Linked DNA regions of Homo sapiens: regions 1, 2 and 4 are each linked to region 3. The links are chromatin loops, found by intact Hi-C in ENCODE. Cell type or tissue: PC-3. All regions are shown on one strand.

Evidence for each region. A loop is a pair of places that touch in the nucleus more often than their neighbours do. Peaks named below come from ENCODE experiments on the same cell type or tissue, not always from the same donor. Only the 100,000 strongest peaks of a DNase experiment are listed, where the experiment ranks them.
Region 1: a loop joins it to region 3, with 9 times the contacts of the local background. A loop is called at or near these places in 4 of 110 quality-filtered maps.
Region 2: a loop joins it to region 3, with 4 times the contacts of the local background. A loop is called at or near these places in 2 of 110 quality-filtered maps.
Region 4: it touches region 3 in a loop (8-fold over the local background); 2 of 110 quality-filtered maps call a loop at or near these places.

Annotation. Positions count from the first base shown.
Region 1 is chr14:71,288,845-71,293,844 of GRCh38, reverse strand. It overlaps SIPA1L1-AS1 (SIPA1L1 antisense RNA 1), which reads left to right. Exons shown (of 4, transcript NR_184180.1): 4 at 943-1,121. All of the region lies in intron 1 of LOC107984654 (a long non-coding RNA gene), which reads right to left. Among named protein-coding and RNA genes, the nearest start is that of SIPA1L1, 29 kb to the left of the region's middle. RefSeq lists an enhancer at 2,479-2,773. In PC-3, no CTCF peak of the experiment used is centred here; DNase peaks (open chromatin) are centred at 2,644 and 4,124; H3K27ac peaks cover 3,683 bases.
Region 2 is chr14:71,212,021-71,217,020 of GRCh38, reverse strand. LOC105370706 reads left to right here. Exons shown (of 2, transcript XM_011537452.3): 2 at 147-704. The coding sequence ends at 704. Among named protein-coding and RNA genes, the nearest start is that of SIPA1L1, 110 kb to the left of the region's middle. RefSeq lists an enhancer at 4,658-4,707. In PC-3, no CTCF peak of the experiment used is centred here; no DNase peak of the experiment used is centred here.
Region 3 is chr14:71,140,461-71,145,460 of GRCh38, reverse strand. No RefSeq gene overlaps it. Among named protein-coding and RNA genes, the nearest start is that of SIPA1L1, 180 kb to the left of the region's middle. In PC-3, no CTCF peak of the experiment used is centred here; DNase peaks (open chromatin) are centred at 1,890 and 2,950; H3K4me3 peaks cover 1,560 bases; H3K27ac peaks cover 4,616 bases.
Region 4 is chr14:71,245,934-71,250,933 of GRCh38, reverse strand. No RefSeq gene overlaps it. Among named protein-coding and RNA genes, the nearest start is that of SIPA1L1, 72 kb to the left of the region's middle. In PC-3, no CTCF peak of the experiment used is centred here; a DNase peak (open chromatin) is centred at 2,533; H3K27ac peaks cover 282 bases.

The sequences.
Region 1 (5,000 bases), 150 kb before region 3:
TCACCTGGAAAAAAATTTAAAACATGGATTGCTGGGCTCCACTCCAAGAGTTTTTTATTTCTTAGGTCTGTGATGGGGCCCAATAATTTGCTTTTCTATCAAGATTCTAGACACTTTGAGAACCACTGCTATAAAAGTCGGGACAGTGATTTCTTGGGATGGGAGGGTAAGGATGGAGGGAAGGGACTATAATTGAGACAGGATATGTGGAGGGGCTTCCGGGATAACTGTCCTAGTTCTATTTCTTGACTTTGGTGTTGGTTATAAGAAAGTTGGACATGTAATAATTCATTAGGCTATACATTTGTTTCATGTGTCTTTTGTATCTGTTTTTTCTGTTTGTTTGTTTTAGACGGAGTCTCACTCTGTCACCCAGCCTGAAGTGCAATGGTACAATCTCAGCTCACTGCAACCTCCGCCTCCCGGGCTCAAGCAATTCTCCTGCCTCAGCCTCCTGAATAGCTGGGATTACAGGCACGCGCCACCACGCCCAGCTAATTTTTGTATTTTTAGTAGAGACGGGGTTTCACCATGTTGCCCAGGCTGGTCTTGAACTCCTGACCTCAGGTGATCCACCCACCTCAGCCTCCCAAAGTGCTGGGATTACAGGCATGAGCCACCGTGCCTGGCCTTTTGTATCTGTTTTATTTTTTAAATAATAAGATTAAAAATAAATATTCTGCATGATTAAACAAATACAGATTTAAATTTTTACAGTCCAATTGAGTGATTTCCTCATGTTCCAAAACCAGGAAGTAGGTGTGGGACATCTATCTCCGTATTGCATACACAGTCTGGATTCTAGTTGTAGACTCCATATGGGCTGTCATACACGCTACTACAGAAATGAGAGAAATCCTTGGGAAATGGAACCATCTCACACATGAGAGACATCTCTGACAACTTATTCATAACTGAATACTTCTCATTTATCTTTACCAGTAAGTGATGTTTCTGAAGCACCAATGAAAATGAAGTCCTGAAGTCCTGTGCTCAATATGAAATGTTGGAAGTTAGAAGAAAAAAACAAAACTTGGATCCAATCTCAAGGCACTTTTTGTTTAATGGGAAGAAGTGGATTATTTTAAAAGCTACAAATAAAGTTACATAAAAGTAGCAAAGTTGATATACTTTCTGTTGCTCTGTTCCATATATTTTATTTTAAAAATTTATAAGATTATCAATTTGGAAGTCATATTTATAACCTAAGTCCAAAAATATTCTTAAAATATTTATGAAAAAAGTTCTGGTGAAGTCTTTATGATAACATCTTTACAGTATCTTATTTTTATTTCATCTTGCTTCCTTTGTATTACCATCAAATATTTATTCAGTATCTTCTCTTTGCAAGATAGTGTATTGAGGGTTTTACAATAGCTTGATTGTTATTAAATTAAAATAAATAACCTAGCCATATTGCCATTTGGCTAAGGGGCATAATGTTAATATTAAGTGATAATTTTCTTATCTCTTGCCTCTCTCCTACTTCAATGTCAGCAAGATGATCACAGTGTTCAGCTTTTCATTTTCTTTGTATTTCTTCTCTTTGAAGTTGGTATTACATGGACAATACAATTGTTATGAAATTGTGTAGATGCCTCCAGAATGCCAGTACCTCCGAGGAATGGCCAGGAATTGACAATTTATGTACTAAGGACCTCTTTTATGGTTTTTAACAATTTTTTTGGATCACACCTTTGGGAAATCAGAGGAGAGATATAGACTTGAAACTCAAAAGATGCCCCAATGCACCCACAAAACTTCATGACATTTCTAAGCTGTTTGCCAGCACGCATGCATTTCCCCTTGGGCTCAAGGACCAGTTGGAGAATATCTAGTTTCGTTATATTATACCATGCGGAGTGTTGGGAATAGAAATAGAGAAACAAATTTTACCTGTTTTCCAGGAGCTTTCACACTCAGTAAAGAACAAATTAGACAAAAATATTTTATTATGATGAGACAATTTTTTTTTTTTCAGACAAGGTCTTGTTCTGTAGCCCAGGCTGGAGTGCAGTGGTGCAATCACACTCACTGCAGCCTTGACCTCCCCAGCTCAGGTGAGCCTCCCACCTCAGCCTCCTGAGTAGCTGAGAGTATAGCTGTGCACCACCATGCCCAGCTAATTTTGTAATTTTTTTGTGGAGACAGGGGTTTGCCATTTTGCCCAGGATGGTCTCAAACTCCTAGATTCAAGCAATCTTCCTGCCCTGGCCTCCCACAGTGTTGGGATTACAGGCGGGAGCCACCATCCCTGGCCAGATGTTTTAATTGAACTATGTATGGATAAAAGTCTTTTGGTAAACAACACTATCATTTTTATATGTTTATGCCTTTTTCCAAATAAAATGCCTTAGAGCTTTTTATAAATCATATTATCCAGATGGAAAAACAAGGAAAAAAGAGATCCTGAGCTTGCCAAATATGACTCAGCAAGTCAGTGACATGCCTAGAAATAGAAATGAGAAACGAAAGAAGTTTTCAACAATCTACCTTGAAACAAGCAATCTCTGCACTTGCTCAGCAGTGCAGTTGGAAAAGAGGTAACTATGACACTGTAGGAGGAGGAAGCCAGTGAGTCAGCTCAACGTGGAAACTGTGTTTGAAGAGAGCCCTCCTGTGTGGAACAGTGCAGAAAAACTCTGACTCCATGCTTTAATCACTTCCTCCTTTGTGGCTGGAGAGCCATTGTCAGAGGCATTTAAACCAGAATGACTCCATCTTGAATAGGGGCTGGGTAAAATAAGGCTGAGACCTGCTGGACTGCAATCCCAGGAGGTTAGGCATTCTTAGTCACAGGATGAGATAGGAGGTCACAAGATACAAGTCACAGGCCGGACGCTGTGGCTCACACCTGTAATCTCAGCACTTTGGGAGGCTGAGGGGGGGTGCAGATCACTTGAGGTCAGGAGTTCGATAGCAGCCTGGCCAACATGGTGAAACTCCGTCTCTACTAAAAATACAAAAATTGGCCGGGTGTGGTGGCACACACCTGTAATCCCAGCTACTCGGGAGGCTGAGGCAGGAGAATCACTTAAACTCTGGAGGTGGAGGTTGCAGTGAGCCGAGATTGCACCATTGCTCTCCAGCCTGGGCAACAGAACGAAACTCCATCTCAAAAAAAAGAAAAGAAAAAAAAAAAAGACACAGGTCACAAAGACCCTGCTGATAAAACACATTGTGGTAAAGAAGCCGGCCAAAACCCACCAAAACTAAGATGGTAACGAAAGTGACCTCTGGTCGTCCTCACTGCTCATTATACGCTAATTTATAATGCATTAGCATGCTAAAAGACGCTCCCACTGGCACCTTGACAGTTTACAAATGCCATGGCAACATTTGAAAACTACTCTATATAAAAAGGGGAGGGATCCTCAGTTCCAGGAAATCTCTGCCTCTTTTCAAGAAAACACAAGAATAATCCATCCTTTGTTTAGCATATAATCAAGAAATAACTTTAAATATACTCCGTTGAACAGCCCATGCTGCTGCTCTGCCTGTGGAGTAGCCTTTCTTTTATTCCTTTACTTTTTTTTCTTTCTTTTTTCTTTTTCTTTTTCTTTTTTTTTTTTTTTTTTTTTTGAGATGGAGTCTCACTCTGTCTTCCAGGCTGAGTGCAGTGGTGCGATCTCGGCTCACTGCAACCTCCACCTCCTGGGTTCAAGCGATTCTCCTACCTCAGCCTCTTGAGTAGCTGGGATTACAGGCACATGCCACCACACCCAGCTAATTGTTGTATTTTTAGTAGAGACGGGGTTTCACCATGTTGGCCAGGCTGGTCTGGAACTCCTGACCTCAGGTGATCCAACCGCCTCGGCCTCCCAAAGTGCTGGGATTATAGGCGTGAACTACCTCGCCTGGCCTATTTCTTTACTTTCTTAGTAAACTTGCTTTCATTTTATGGACTTTCTCTGAATTCTTTCTTGCCTGAGGTCCAAGAACCCTCTCTTGGGGTCTGGATGGGGACACCTTTCTGGTAACACCCAGCCAAGCTTTATGCAACTGCCTATCCTGTCACCTGCATTTTCTTTGTCCTATGACACAGAATCTGTCACTTCTGACTTTTTAGAACGGCTTCACTTCCTGCAGGTGGACCAACTGGGTGGAGGTGGAAGGTGAAACTCGTAAACTCTGTCCTGCGGTCTTTGGGGGAAGTTTGTCATGCTGGCTTGAGAGCCCTGCCAGTGCCCTGGTGTGTTTCTGTCTGCAGGGCCTAGCCTAGGGCCTGGCTCACATGTGGATGCTTAAGAAAGGTATGTTGTGAAATTGAGGCAATACTTCACGACAGGTAAAGTCATAAAATCATGTAATCTGTGAAAGGAAAATAAATATTGGAACCCCAAAATCACTAAGCCAAAGGGAAAAGTCAAGCTGGGAACTGCTTAGGACAAACCTACCCTCCATTCTATTCCTAAAAAAGATAGCTACTAAGATTTTTTAAAAGCTACATACCTCTCTCACAAGGAATTTCCTTGAAGAGAAAGGACAGAGAGAACTCAGTCACACCTCTGCTCACTGAGATAAATGCGTATCTGGTTGCCTCCCTTGGAAAGGCTAATCAGCAACTTGAAAGAATGCAACTGTTCGTCTCTTACCTATGACCTGGAAGCCCCCTCCCTGCTTGGAGTTGTCCCGCCTTTCTGGATGGAACTGATGTGCATCTTACATATATTGATCTCATGTCTTCCTAAAATGCAGAAAACCAAGCTGTACCCCCGCCACCTTGGACACATGTAGTCAGGACTTCCTGAGGCTATGTCATGGGCACCCTCCTTAACTTTGGCAAAATAAACTTCCTAAATTGACTGAGACCTGTCTTAGATATTTGGGGTTCACAAATCATACTTGCCAGAATGTGTTAGAGTTGTGTGCTTAGTATTCTCTGCTAAATTGTGGTTTCCTAAAAGGCAAATATGACATTCATTTATTTCTGAATCCTTAATACCTAACAGATGACCTGGAGCACAGTAGATAGTTGCCCAATAAATTAATGAATGAGT
Region 2 (5,000 bases), 72 kb before region 3:
CACCTCTCCTGGGTCCCGTCTTATTAAAAATAGCTCTCATGTGGTTGTTGATTACATTTTTCCCTCGCATTAATATATAACCTGTTCCTTTTAATCTATAACCTTCTTCTTTTTTCCCCTACTGTTTCCTTTGGGAATTTACATAGCAATTTAGAATCTACTACACACATTGCTATTTGAACACTCACAGAAAACTATTATCTTCCCCCCGCCCTCTACAAAGCATCTCCAGGGCTCATATTATTGTGAGGCCTCTATTTTCATCCTTGCAACCAATGTTCAGAGCTTACAGAGCTTATCATGTTTATTATATAACAATAAGACACAAGCCAAAACAACTTGCTGCTGGGCTTTTAAACATAGCAACAGCAGAAATCTTTTCTGGGCTTGAGGAAGAGCCACTTCAAATGTCTACTAATTTCAGCAATTTTCTGGTCTATGGAATGAAAAGTCTAAAACTCACAGCCCTCTGCTCCACCATCGGACTTCATGACGCAAGGGGGCGGGTGGGGAAGAAAGTGGCGCGCTCCCTGGTTGTTGGGATTCACAGGCTGCCTCTCAAAGGAGTATTGCCTGGGTGGCGAATGCTCTTGGAGGAGAAAAGAGAAAGGCATGAAACGGGGACCCTTCAAAGTTGCCACCATGGTAATGTCACTCAGTGGCACAGGGCTTGTTCCTCCCTTTTGTTCTCTTTTCTTTTTTTTTTTTTGAGACGGAATCTCGGAGTCTCGTTCTGTCACCCAGGCTGGAGTGCAGTGGCGCTATCTCAGCTCACTGCAAGCTCTGCCTCCTGGGTTCACACCATTCTCCTCCCTCAGCCTCCCGAGTGGCTGGGACTACAGGTGCCTGCCACCACGCCTGGCTAATTTTTTGTATTTTTATTAGAGACGGGGTTTCACCATGTTAGGATAGTCTCGATCTCCGGACCTCATGATCCACCTGCCTCGGCCTCCCAAAGTGCTGGCATTACAGGTGGGAGCTACCGCGCCCGGCCCCTTTTGTTCTCTTTTCTAATGGGAGGACCATCAGCAGTTGTATTCAAATGAAGAGCTCATTTAGTTATAAGCACTGAAAACCTAATCCGGTTTAAGCACAGCAGGTTTCTTGGCTGACATAGTGGATTGAGCCAAGGCTGTGCTGTTCCCTTGACCTCCCTGTTTGGTTTCATTCTCAGGCACCCACTCCCCACACAATGCCCTTCACTTCCCCACCCCTAACCCAAATCTCTGGCCTCACCCCATGGAAAAAGGGTGCCTCTTTCCTCCATTCCAGCCATGAACGCTGGGCTGACCATTTGAGCTTTGGTCACATGTCCTCCCCTTAAATCAGTGCAGTGGCCAGGGAGATGGAACCCACTGTTTGGCCAGCACAGGGCATGTGTGTCTATTTCTAGAGCAGGAAGACGAGGTCACGAGGACTGAGTGTGGGGAAAGGCTGGGTCCCCAGAGGAAAACCAGGGTGCCATTACCATTGGATGGTGGAGTGGACACTGGGTGAACCACGGATGGCCTCCAGCAGCAGGACCTGTCCCAGTACCAGATAGAGCTGGGAAGGCTTGAAGCCCGGAGAGACCATGGGGAGCAGAGGCTTCTCCCCAGCTCTGTGCTTCCACTGAGCCACCCCAGCATCCTGCACGTTCATCTATGTGTGTGTGTACCTCTCACCCAGGCTGCCTGCCTGGAAGTAGAGTCAACGTGGAGGTGCATAGCACAGTGTTTCTCTGCCTCGGGCCTTCTAATTTCCTCTCTTGGCCCACAAGGGGTGGGAATTTCTGTGCCCTGTCCCTGTGTTCCTCTGAGAGTGGACTGTCTTCTCTCCCTTCACAAAAATCTGAGGGCTGTATGAAGACTTCACGTGGGGGGCCTGGCCTGCTGTGGGTGGGGGTCTGTGTGCAGCAGGAAGTGGGAAGCTGGAGTAACCCTGGGTCCCAAGCCTTTGGAAAGCCACATTGTCCCTAGAGCTGTCACTCGTGGGGTTATTCCGTCTCTACTCGTGTCCTGTTGGATCTGCCACACAGCAGGACCTCTCTGTATCCACTTCCTATGGGTTCTCCCCAGAGCATCTTTCAGGGGTGCCATGACCCCTGCTTTCTGGATTGAGGCGGTAGGAAGGGCTCTCTCTTGTTTCTAATTGAACATTGGCCTATGCCAGACTGACCAAATACTCCCTGATCATTCAAAGTGTCTCCTCCATGCCCTTGGGCAGGTTCCATTTCTGCTTAGCCGGAGAGACTTCCCTATTCACCAACAATGAGTTAAACACTCTTTGATGGGGAAGGTAAAAGATTTTCCCTATGTAGGATACATACTTGGAAATTTAGCTCTTAGCAGTTGGGTGTGCTATATGCAAAAGTAAAGTGCCAATTAGTTTTGCTGAATTTTATTAATATTGGGGGTCCATTATAAAACCACCCATTAGGTCTATAACAGCACAACTTAAGATATATCCTAGTGGGGTTATCTATTTGATTCATGATGCTTAAATCGTTAATTTTATACTTAACACAGGGAATGTGATTGAATGATTCATTTATGTAGCAAAGTTGTACTTATTAAATATTTACTCAGTGTAAGGTACTGAGCCAAGGAATACAAAGATAGCTAACACTCATTTCTTCTCCTCCAAAAGTTTATAATCTACTAGATGAAGCAAGTGCGTAGCACAAAAATAGCTAAATCTGTTTCTTTGGGAAGACAGCTTATTGGAAGTTCACCTAACTTCAAGCTTGAGGAGCTTTTACTGAAACTAACTAAGGTTTGGCTCAGGTGTCTGGTATTAAAAAGGGCCACTCAGAAGCTCCAAATCCCAGGAAAGGTTCTAGATACTGGGGAGGGGCTATAGAGTTTCAGGGATTCTTTTGCTTCAAAATTAAGTAAGAATTTTTTGACTGCTCTGAAAGAAGCTATGTGAAACCCAGTGGGAAAAAAATGACTAAATTATTCTTGATCTTTTGGCATTTAACAGAGCAAAATGTAAGTGGAAAGGAAGCAGGAATATCAGATTATTAATGGCACATTAACTATTTGAAGAACGTGTTGGTCCATAGAGTGTGCAGAGAATCCAGTAAAGGGAATGTATCATGTGACGTCAGAACAGATGGATGTCACATTGAGTCAGCAATGATGAGGGGACAGGTGTTGGACATTGACAGGGTCTGCTATAGTCACCAGGGAGAAGCTGTCTCAAAGACTTGAGCCCCAAGTCTAAACATCTCTGGAAAGGGCCCTGATTTGGCCTATCTTTCGTCACAAGTCACCCTTGGGCCAATCACCTTGGGCCCAAAATAGCTGATGATTCTGTAGTAGCCATGGGAGCTACTGGGGTGGGAACATGTGGGGAAAGTAACTGTGAGGGGTGTGTTCTAACTGGGGAGTTAGTCCTAGAAAAAGGGTGTCCAGTATGCCTGACTTTAGCTGGAGACATTTCTGTAGCTCAGCTTTAATTTTCCAGTATTTGGCATTGAGTTACTATTGTTGCTTCTACAACTCTGACATGAAGTCCCAGTTCTAAAAAAAAAAAAAAAAAAAAAAAAAAAGCCATGGATGAGACAATAAAATGCCCATCTGGATTGTTGCAGCAAGGTATTGTTCTTCACCCTGCTCCATATGAGTCTTGCCCCAGTAACTCGGTCCTTCTAGGACTGGACTTCTCAGAGACGGGGGTTTGTATGAGTCTGTTCTAATGCTGCTGATAAAGACATACCCGAGACTGGGTAATTTATAAAGAAAAATAGGTTTAATGAACTCACAGTTCCACATGGCTGAGGAGACCTCACAATCAAAGGCAAAATGCACATCTTACATGGCAGCAGGCAAGAGAGAATGAGAGCCAAGCAAAAGGGGAAACTCCTTATAAAACCATCAGATCTCATGAGACTTATTCACCACCATAAGAACACTATGGGGGAAACCACCCCCACGATTCAATCGTCTCCCACCAGATCCCTCCCACAACACGTGGGACTTATGAGAGCTACAATTCAAAAGGAGATTCGGGTGGGGACACAGCCAAACCATCTCAGGGTCCTTACCCTCAACCTGGGCCTATGACCCAGCTCCACTCTCGCTGGTAGACTAACCTGATGCTAACTGCAGAACTTCCTGCTTTCCTGGAATCCCAGCTGCTGTGCTTTTAGCTCCATGTCTGCCTCTTCCTGCTGCAGTTAGCTGAGCCATGATGACTGCCTCACAAAGGCTGCCTGCAAGGCAAGGCTCAGCGTGAAGGCTTTGCAGAGACTTGACCCACGGAGCGAAACAGTAAGAGACTGAGAGAGTCAGGTTCCTGGAGGCAGCCGGCACCAAAATTGTCTGGAGGGCAGGGTGACTCCAAAAGACCGTCTGGGGGAGTTCTCACACGTTCCTGACATCTTCTCTCCATACTTTTGGCACAGGGAATTTCAGCTGGCTGGAGTGGGTGGACGAGGTGGAATAAAAAAAAAAAAAATGAAGACAGCTTTAGACACCAAAATCACAAAATCTTACTGTGGAGTCTATCCATTCCTGGACATTTGGCTTGTTTAGGAGGATGCTTGAAATCCACATGCAAATGCAGGTTACACTGAGACCAACACATCACCCTCCAGCGCTTTCCAGTGCTGGATGTGACCTTTCAGAAACCTCCCTGGGGAGGGTCTTTGCCATCTCCTCCCCTCCCCAGAGCACTGTAGGGTAAAGGAGGGCTAAGAGTGAAGCTTGGCAGTAAACTGGCAGTGTGTGCCTCTTCTTACTTAGATCATTGAAACCACCTCAAAGGATGTGAAAAGCTAGCCCAGCATCTGTGAGGCTTGCTGGACTCCAGAGATGACTTCTAAGACCGAGGCCACAGGCTAGGCAGGAAAGGTTTCTCTGCTCTCTAGGGAGTAAAGAAGTCATCAAGACTGGGCGCAATGGCTCTCACCTGTAACCCAACACATTGGGAGGCCGAGGCGGGCAGATCCCCTGAACCCAGGAGTTTGGGACCAGCCTGGGCAACATAGTGGGATCCCCATCTCTACAAAAAAT
Region 3 (5,000 bases):
CAATAAAGAACTGTCATGCCCAGAGCGTCAACTCAGCTGACTCTGTTGGCGAGTGTAGGTAACACTCTAGGCTGATCACCCAAGCTTCCTGGAAGAGTGGAATTGCAAGAGGGGAAAAAAATGCAGTGGAAATAGCTTATAGTTTAGCATTTCCACTGTTTGGTGAGAAAACAGGTGTAGTGTCTTTTTTCTGACACTTCTGATACCAAGTGTGTGGAGAGTGTTCCACACTCGTGACCCGTGACTCTGACATCAACAGGAATCCAACAGTCAATTCAGTTCTAACTCCTGGAGTTAGAGCCAACAGTGCATGTTCAAGGCTCCGTCCCAGACTGCCCCTGCTTCAGATGCCAGCCACAAGTCCAAGAAGCCGCCCATACTTCTGACTATACATTTGGGAGTTTCTACAACCCCTTCCTCAGTTTTGATAATTCACAGCTCATAAAACTCAGGAAAACGTATTAATTAACATTTGCCCATTAATTATAAAGGATACAATTCAGGAACAACCAAATGGAAGAGCTGCATAGGGAGGGTGGCAGCCACCACCGTCCTGGGGCTCTGTCTTTCAGATGCACCATCCTTGAAGCGCATCAATGTCTTTCTTTTATTTTTTAAACAGGGTCTCACACCGTCACCCAGGCTGGAGTGCAGTGATGAAATTGTAGCTCACTGTAGCCTCGACGTCCTGGGCTCAAGCAATGCTCCGGCCTCAGCCTTCCAAGTAGCTGAGACTACAGGCACATGCCACTATGTGGCTAAACAAAAAAAATTTGTTTGAGGGGCTGGGCACAGTGGGTCACGCCTGTAATCCCAGCACTTTGGGAGGCTTAGGTGGGAGGATTGCTTAAGACCAGGAGTTTGAGATCAGTCTGGGCAACACAGTGAAAGCTTATCTCCACTAAAAATAAAAAAAGTTAGCTGGGCATGGTGGCACATGCCTGTGGTCTCAGCTACTCAGGAGGCTGAGGTAGGAGGATCACCTGAGCCCAGGAGGTCAAGGCTGCAGTGAGCTGAGATTGTGCCACTGCACTCCAGCCTGGGCAATAGAGTGAGACCCCCCCGTCTCTTAGAGGCTGGTCCTGAACTCCTGGCCTCAGGTGATTCTCTCACCTTGGCCTCTTAAAGCAATGTTTTTCTCAACCCAGAAGTTCTCTGAATCCCTGTCATTTAGGTTTTATTCTTGTTTTTATTAAAACAAAATTTTTTAAAGATATAGGGTCTCTCTATGTTTCCCAGGCTGGCCTCAAATTCCTGGGCTTAAGCAATCCTCCCACCTCAGTCTCCCCAGTAGCTGGAATTACGTTTCAGCCACTGCATCTGATTTCACTTAGGATTTTTTTGGGAGATTTTTATCTGACTTCATTTAGGAGTGTTTTTGCAGGGAGTGGGAGGGCGGGGGCGGGGATTTTAAACACAGCTTTGCTGCTGTGCTTCTCTTACTTTCCTACGTGGAAATTAAGCTCACTAAAGGTAGTAACTCAGGCTTTGACCTCTTTCTTGCTCAAGGTCTGAATTATGCAGGCATGATTGATGAAATCATTGGTCATTTAGTGATTGGACTTTATCTCCAATCCCTTTCCTCTCCTTGAAGGTCAGAAGTGAGGAGGTGGGGCTGAAAGTTCTAATCCTCTAATCACATGGTTGATTTTTCTAGTGACCAGCCCCCATCCTGAAGCTATCTAGGGCCTCTCCATGACTCATCTCATTAGCATACAGGACTATCAGTTCCAAGGATTTTGAGGCGCTGTGTCAGGAACCAGGGACAAAGACCAAATATTTATTTTGTATCATACCACAGCAAGCCCCGGATGGCTCAATGTCTTGGGCTGAAAGGAAGGGGCTGTTTGAGTCAGGAGACAAGAGAACAACAGTGGGAGGTGTCCTCTGTGTTCATACTCCCCTGTGTGGTTTGGTGAGCCTCAGGCTTTACAGGATGTAGGTGATGTGGGCCCTCCGTTACCTCATCTTATACTCAGGCTATGAAATGCGTCAGATGCCAGCCTTCTTGTAAAAGTTGGGGAGAGGCTGCTATGGTCAGAATGTTTTTGTTCCCTCCAAAACTCACGTGTTGGAAACTTAATCCCCAATGCAACAGCATTGGGTGGTGGGGTTTACTGGGAGGTGTTCAGGTCATGAGGGTGGAGCATGAGTGGATTAAAGCCAGTCTAAAAAGGGCTTGTGGATGTGGGTTCCCTCTGTTCTGCATTTCTGTCCTGTAAGGAACAGTGATTGCCCCTGCTCCGGAAGATGTAATGTGTAAGGTACCATCCTGGGGGTGGCCCTCTCCAGACACCAAGCCTGCTGGCACCTTGATCTTGGACTTCCCAGCCTCCAGAACTGTGAGAAATAAATTTCTGTTCTTTATTAATTACCCAGCAATTTTTATAGCTGCACAAAATGGTTTAAGACAGAGGTCATAGCAAGCTTCAGTTTTTACTTTTTCCCCTTGCATCTGAACAATTGCAAGCAGAAAGAACAACTGAGTGCTTTATTTCTGCAACCACCATGCTGCTACTGAGTGAAGGGGAAGGAGGGGTAAGAGCTTGCCTTCTTTCCTTGTGTTAATTGCAACATCTTCCAAAACCCAGCAAGGAAGGCATGAAGTGAGCCTACCAAGGCCAGTCTCCAGATGAGGGGACTATAGCTACAGATTGCTATGTTTCCTGTTGGTGGTGGTAGCAAGATTTCATAGGGGCCTTTCTTGCCATTGCTCAAAATGAAATGCATTGACACCAAAGGAAGTGGTGAAACTGTGGGCATTGTATGCTTTAGAAATTTGATATTTGGAAACCTGCAGACCTGAAGAGGCAGTAGCTTCTCCTGAAGATCTGATATCCAAGGGCTACCCAGACAAGGAGCTGACTTGTCAGGAAGTGTGGTGGACCTTGACGCAAAAACTCAAACCACAAATGTTTCACTTCTAAATTTTTGCAGGCTTTGTTATATAGACATTTTTGTTAAGCCCTGTCTAAAACAATAGGATGACTGGGTTCTTTCCCCTCCTCATGGTGACTACGTGCATCTTCTACGAACATTCCCATGTCATGTGGTCAGCTTCCAAGAAAGACTTTACCAATGAGTCTGTTTACAGATTCTCAACCAGAGGACTTACAGGAATGCACAGTAGCTATTTGTTTGGGATGCAGAGGTACATGAGCCCCAGACCTCATCCCCAATCAGGCAGTTGGGTAGGAATGGTGTGGTTACTGATGGTGGGAGGACAGGGATGGTGGGGACTTTCCTGTGGAGGGCCCACCACTGAAGAAATCTCTCTACCTCCTGGTTTGATCCAGGCTTTCCAGGGATAAAATAAGAGGGGGAAACAAAGAAGTAATCATTCCCCAGCCCCCAGTATGCCCCATCTCTGACTCAGCTCCCAGCAGAGCAGTAATAGGTCCCTGCTTATCAGATGGCATCGGAAGGGGGTGGGTGCCTGGGTGGGTGCCTGGCTGTGTGCAGTGAGGAGGTCTCAGCAGCAGCCTCTGAAGCCAACTGCTTGGCTGGAATCTAGGTGCGCTACTCACTAGCTGGGGAACTTACAGCAAGTTACTTCACCTCTTACGCCTCAGTTTTCTCATCTGCCAAAAGGGAGTACTAATAGCAGCATCATTGACAAAAGCTGAAAGGTGGAAGCAAGCCAAGTGTTCATCCACTGAGAAATGCATAAATAAAATGTGGCCTAGACATACATGGAATACTATTCAACCTCAAAGGAAGAGAATCTGGACGTGTACTGCAACATGGATGAACTCTGAAGACATCATGCTGAGTCCAAGGACAAACACTGTATGATTCCACTTAGATGAGGTACTTAGAGCTGTCAAATTTGTAGAGATAGAAAGTAGAATGGTGCAGGTCAGGCGTTCAACACCAGCCTGGCCAACATGGAAAAACCCTGTCTCTATTAAAAAATACAAAAATTAGCCAGGCGTGGTGGTGTGCACCTGTAATCCCAGCTACTCGGGAGGCTGAGGCATAAGAATCACTTGAACCCAGGAGGTGGAGGTTGCAGTGAGCCAAGATCGCACCATTGCACTCCAGCCTAGGCAAAAAGAGCAAGACTCCGTCTCAAAAAAAAAAAAAAAAAAAAGGAAAGTAGGACGGTGGCTGCCAGGGGCTGGAGGAAGAGGGGAATGGGAAGTTCTTGCTTAATGAGCATAGTTTCAGTTTCGCAAGATGAAGAGTTCCAGAGATGGATGGGAAGATGGATGCACAACAGTATGAATGTACTTAATGCCACTGAACTACACACTTAAAAATGGTTACGATGGTAAATGTTGTGTATGTATATTTTACCACAATTTTTAAAAATAAATAAGGAGAAATATTACCCACCTCAGGGTTGTTCTAGGATTAAATGAGTTAATTCACTGGTTCTCTACCAGGGAGCTTTTGTCCCCTCCACTCTGCCCCCCAGGGGACATTTTGTTCCCGGACCAAACTGAGGGTCAGGCTGCTATTTCTCGCCACCTAATAATGAGATGCAGATGAACTGGGGAGGAAGAGAGGTTTTATTTTCTGCAATCGGTTACAGGGAGAAGGCCTGGAAATTATCACCAGACCAATTCAAAATTACAAAGTTTTCCAGAGCTTGTATACCTTCTAAGCTGTATGTCTACATGTAAGTGTGCATTCATTTAAAGACATAAGTGATTAACTTCTTTTAATCTATAACTAAGGTCTCAGTACTGAAGACCTTCCTCTGGGGCCTCAGTAAATTTGCTTAATCTAAATGGGTCCAAGTGGTGAGGTGATTATCCTTGTCTCCTGTTAAATCACGGAGGTTTGGGGAGTTCCTTTAGACCCCCAATAAACTTATTTGTGGAGGCCTGGGGAGTTTCTTCAGACCCCCAGTAAAACTCATCTAATCCTAAAAGGGTCCTGTTAAGAATTCTTTCATTATTTGGTCATGCTTTAAGGCCCAGGAAAGGCCTAGGCAAGATGCTTGGTGGGCTTCTGCTATATTCCAGCCTTTGTATAAGGGCACTAGCTTTTTT
Region 4 (5,000 bases), 110 kb before region 3:
TGCAGTCTTCACCACTTCCTGGTAATAAACACTTTATCTCTTTGTGAAAAATGACATTTGAGATTAAACTTTCTCTTTAAATTGAAAAACATGGTCCAGGGATACCAGGATCTGCACAAAAATCAGATAAAACTCTCTATGGACATGTGACTTGGAAGACAGGAGCCTCCGCAGACAGCTCCCCATTATAAATTTGGAGGTTCACTAAGATCTCCAAATATCCCCTGGTATATGTTTATGATCTCCTAAACAGGCAGCCCCCATCTTATCTCACCTCAGTCACAGCAACCCATTCTATAACCTAGATCTTAAAACTCACCTCTTATGCTCCCTATCTTTGGTCTACAAAGCCTCACTCAGCTCTCACCCTTGAGGTTGGTTCATACCTTTCCATTGCCCTCTATTATTGCCATTCAGTAGTAGTGCCACATGCATGTCACTCTTCCTGCCTCTGCAATTGTTATTGTACAGAATACCTGGGTGTCATAGTAATCCAGTGAGGCGAACCTATGTTGTTAGTGCTCTAACTCCACCGTAATTACTCTAGAATACATTTTGTACTTCAGTTCAGTTGTACTATGGAAATTTATCATCATGATTACACCATTTATTTATGGAAACATATATTGGAATTCCAAACAAATAACTTAAGATGAAATACAACGTGTTGCTGCATTGAAGCCACCTGTAGCCCAGTAAGTGCAGGAAGACCATTTTGACAAACAGAAGTCAACTGCTTCAGAGCTTTGTGCCAGGTGGGACAAATCTGGAGTTTGTGTGTAGAGCTGTATCATGTCACTGTGTGTGCACGTGCAGCATGTGTGCCGACATGAGCATTCTCATGTGTACGTGTGTAGAGGATAAGAGAGAGAGGAAGCAGCATCACATCATCACAGTTCACCCACCTAACGTCCTTTCTTTTTTTGTTTTTGTTTTTGAGATGGAGTCATGCTCTATCACCCAGGCTGGAATGCAACGGCTTGATCTCGGCTCACTGCAGCCTCCACCTCCTGGGTTCAAGTGATTCTCCTGCCTCAGCCTCCCAAGTAGCTGGGATTACAGGCACCCACCAAAATGCCCATCTAATTTTTGTATTTTTAGTAGAGATGTGGTTTCACCATGTTGGCCAGGCTGGCCTCAAACTCCTGACCTCAAGTGATCTGCCTGCCTTGGCCTACCAAAGTGCTGGAATTACAGGCGTGAACCAGCGCACCCGGCCTACAGTTCACCCAATGTTCTGATTGGAACATTTTGCTTCTAAGAACTTTGGCCTTTACAGGTTTCATATTCTTTATTCTTTGCATTTCCTTTTTTCTTTGCAGCTGAGTGTCATCTGCTGCAAATAGCCAACTAGCTTCAAGGATCTCCTTTTGAATTCCAGAAGAAAATTAACTGGGTCACAGGGTAATGAAGATAAGTGTGGGCAAACTTCTTGAAGCTCTAAGCAGCGTTTCTCAATCTGGATGCACACAAGAATCACTAGAGGCTGGGCATGGTGGCTCACACCTGTAATCTTAGCACTTTGGGAGGCAGAGGCGAGTGGATCACTTACGGCCAGTCTGGCCAACATGGTGAGACCCCATCTCTACTAAAATACAAAAAACAAACAAACAAAAAACTAGCTGGGTGTGGTGGCACATGCCTGTGGTCCCAGCTACTTTGGAGGCTGAGGCAGGAGAATCACTTGAACCCAGGAGGCAGAGGTTGCAGTGAGCCGAGACCACGCCACTGCACTCCAGCCTGGGTGACAGAGTGAGACTCCGTCTCAAAAACAAAAACAAACAAACGAACAAAAAACCTACCAATGCCTGGGCCTACTTCAGACCAATTGAATTGGATTCTCCAGAGTGGGGCCCAGGAAATAAGTGTGTAGGCACACACACACACACACACAGGTGTTTTAATGGAATGTGCAAATTGGGTTGAGAACCACTTCTCTAAAGGTGTGATGCTTAAGCCTGTGCCTTTTCAGGTGTGATGCTAGCACCCAATAAGCTTATTTGAGCAAGGATCCCATATCCACTCCCACAGAGGAACAGTTTATAGATGCCTTTCTTTTGTGACATTACAGGCATCTGACACATTAGGAGAGAACTAGGTTTCCTTTTTCAATGTTCTTTCAAAGGAGGAGGAGGAGGGACAATCGAAACCCAGCAAGATAATTGAAGCAAATAACTCCAGGCACAGATAACAAAAAGTTCTTCCGCATATCCATTAAATAAAAGCAATTGTTCCTTTTAGAGGAAACAAAATTTTTACTAAGTCTTCTCCTCTCTGCAATTACCTATACATTTCTAAATTAACTTGCAGGTGCTGAGACATTCCTGGTTGAAAGAACAGTCTCCTTCTCCTGACCCCCTCCTCCAAAATGATTTCCTTTTCTTTCTTTCTTTCTTTCTTTTTTTTTTTTTTTTGGTGCAAGGTGGGAAAGCAGGAGGAGAGGAAGTAGAGGAAGTTCTTTATGTGTTCAAAGGGAACACATGAAATCTTATCAAGTCAGGAATCCAATTAAAATACTTTCTCTCTGGCTCATTCATCAGTTGGGTAAGAGCTGGAAAGGGAGACAATTTATGAGTATTAGTTCCATTAGAACAGATTGGTCAGTATCTGGCGTGCCTACGACGGGTCAAGCCTCCAGAAGAGGGTAATTTGTGGAATAAACAACCAGAAACCAACACCCAATGTCTTAATCAAAACAGGGGGTCATATCCAGTTACTATCCCAAGTAAATCAGGAGTGAGGAAAGCTGATCTGCTTTAGAAACTAAACTGACTTTCTTCTGGGGTTGGGGAATTATGCTCCATCCTCAGGGGCTGGGATATCTAGTCAGGGGTGCTGATTCATTCTCTCTGAATCCACAGGTGGGGACCTTAGAGTTCATGACTCTGGGGTAAGGAGAAATTGAGGAGGCTGAATGACATGGTTTGGATCTGCGTCCCCACCCAAATATCATGTTCAGTTGTAATCCTCAATGTTGAAGATGGGGCCTGGTGGGAAGTGCTTGGATCATGGGGGCAGATTTCCCCTATGGTGCTGTTGTCGTGATAGTGAGTTCTTCTGAGATCTGGTTGTTTAAAAGTGTGTGACACCTCCCTTTCTTCTCTTCCTCCTGCTCTGGCCATGTGAAGTGCCTGCTCCCCCTTCACCTTCCACCATGATTGCAAGTTTCCTGAGGCCTCCCCAGAAGCCAAGCAGATGCCAGCATCGTGCTTCCTGTACAGCCTGCAGAACAATGAGCCAATTAAAACTCTTTTCTTTATAAATTACCCTGTCTCAGGTATTTCTTTATAGCAATGCAAGAATGAACTAATACAGTGAATATCTGGGGCAGTGGGGGAAACAGAAGTAAGGCATTAGTAGGAATGAGAGATATGAGAGATGGGAGAGGGGTCCACATTTAGATCCTATCTGTAACTCATTTACTCTTCCTGCACACTGACTCATCTCTGAGCTAGGAGATGCTCGTATGGACTGCAGAAGTTTGGCTCTTGTATTTAGAGTGGAATGGTGTCCTGAGCTCTTGCTGGTCATTGATGAGTACAGGGAAGAGGGCATGGCTATAGTGACTGGTCAGCTGGAATCACCATCACATCAGGAAAAATGACTGAAGAGCCACGCTCTAAGGATGCTGTCATCATAGCAGGAGACACATAGTCTTCTATGCTGTCATTACCACAGCTCCTATCAGACTTGCCCTGACAGGCCAGTTTAGTTAGAGTGGAGAGACTCATTGGGAATGAAGAGACTGGGGCCCATGAGGCACTGACACAGGCAGGACAGGGAGACAGCCGAGTTGCAGGAGGACTGGGAGCCGTGGTCCCCAATACATAGTCTAGTGTGCCAACCTTGTTTCTTATCTCTGTGAACTTTCACTTTTCTTTTTTCCAGAACTTGACTTCAGGATTCTAAAAATAAAAAGAAAACAACAAAAAGGCCTGGCATGGTGGCTCCCTCCTGTAATCCCAGCATTTTGGGAGGCCAAGGCAGGAGAATCACTTGAGCCCAGGAGTTTGAGACCAGCCTGGGCAACATAGTGAGACCCCATCTCTATTTAAAAAACAAAACAAATAAAAAACAACAAAAATAATATCCATGTATAGTCATACATCTAGTATATACCAGGCACACACAACAACTCTTTTGCTTATTTTCTTTTGCCCATACTAACCCTCCCCTCACCCACTTCCTGCCCTTATCTTTCTCTTCAGCTTCCTGTTGGGTTTGGCCAAGGATGGGAGACAGTAATGGAGGTCAGAGAATGACAGGACAGAAAAATAGGGGTATTTGTTTTCCACATCTCCATGTCTATAGCCCCTAGGCCAGAACCATTTTTCATGGGCTTACAGAATGCCCCATTTATTGCCATGATATCTGTATTAGTCCATTCGTGCACTGCTATAAAGAAATACCTGAGACTGGGTAACTTATAAAGAAAAGGGGTTTAATTGGCTCATGGTTCTGCAGGCTGTACAGGAAGCATGGCTGGGGAGGCCTCAGGAAACTCACGATCCTGGTGGAAGGTGAAAGGGAAGCAGGCACATCTTACAGGGCTGGAGCAGGAAGAAGAGTGTGAATGGGGAGGAGCTACACACTTTTAAACAACCAGGTCTCCTGAGAACTCACTCACTATCACGAGAACAGCAAGGGGGAAATCCGTCCATGATCTAGTCACCTCCCACCAGGCCCCTCCTCCAACACTGGGAATTACCATTCAATATGAGATTTGGGCGGGGACACAGAACCAAACCATATCAGCATCCCTCACAGCACTGCCTCCTTTGAATGAACTCACATGCCAAAGGAAGGGTGGCAGAGCTGGGCCTAGAGAAAGCAAGTAGCTGCCCCATGCTCCTCAGCTAGAAAAGGGAGTCAACAGTCAAACCAGAGTTGATTCTGAACTCCCTGCTGTTTCCACCAAAGTGGCTGCACCTCATTATGGCCATGGTGGATACGTCTTCTAATATCATGGCAAAATGTCTGCCCCGCATTGAGCCTCAACA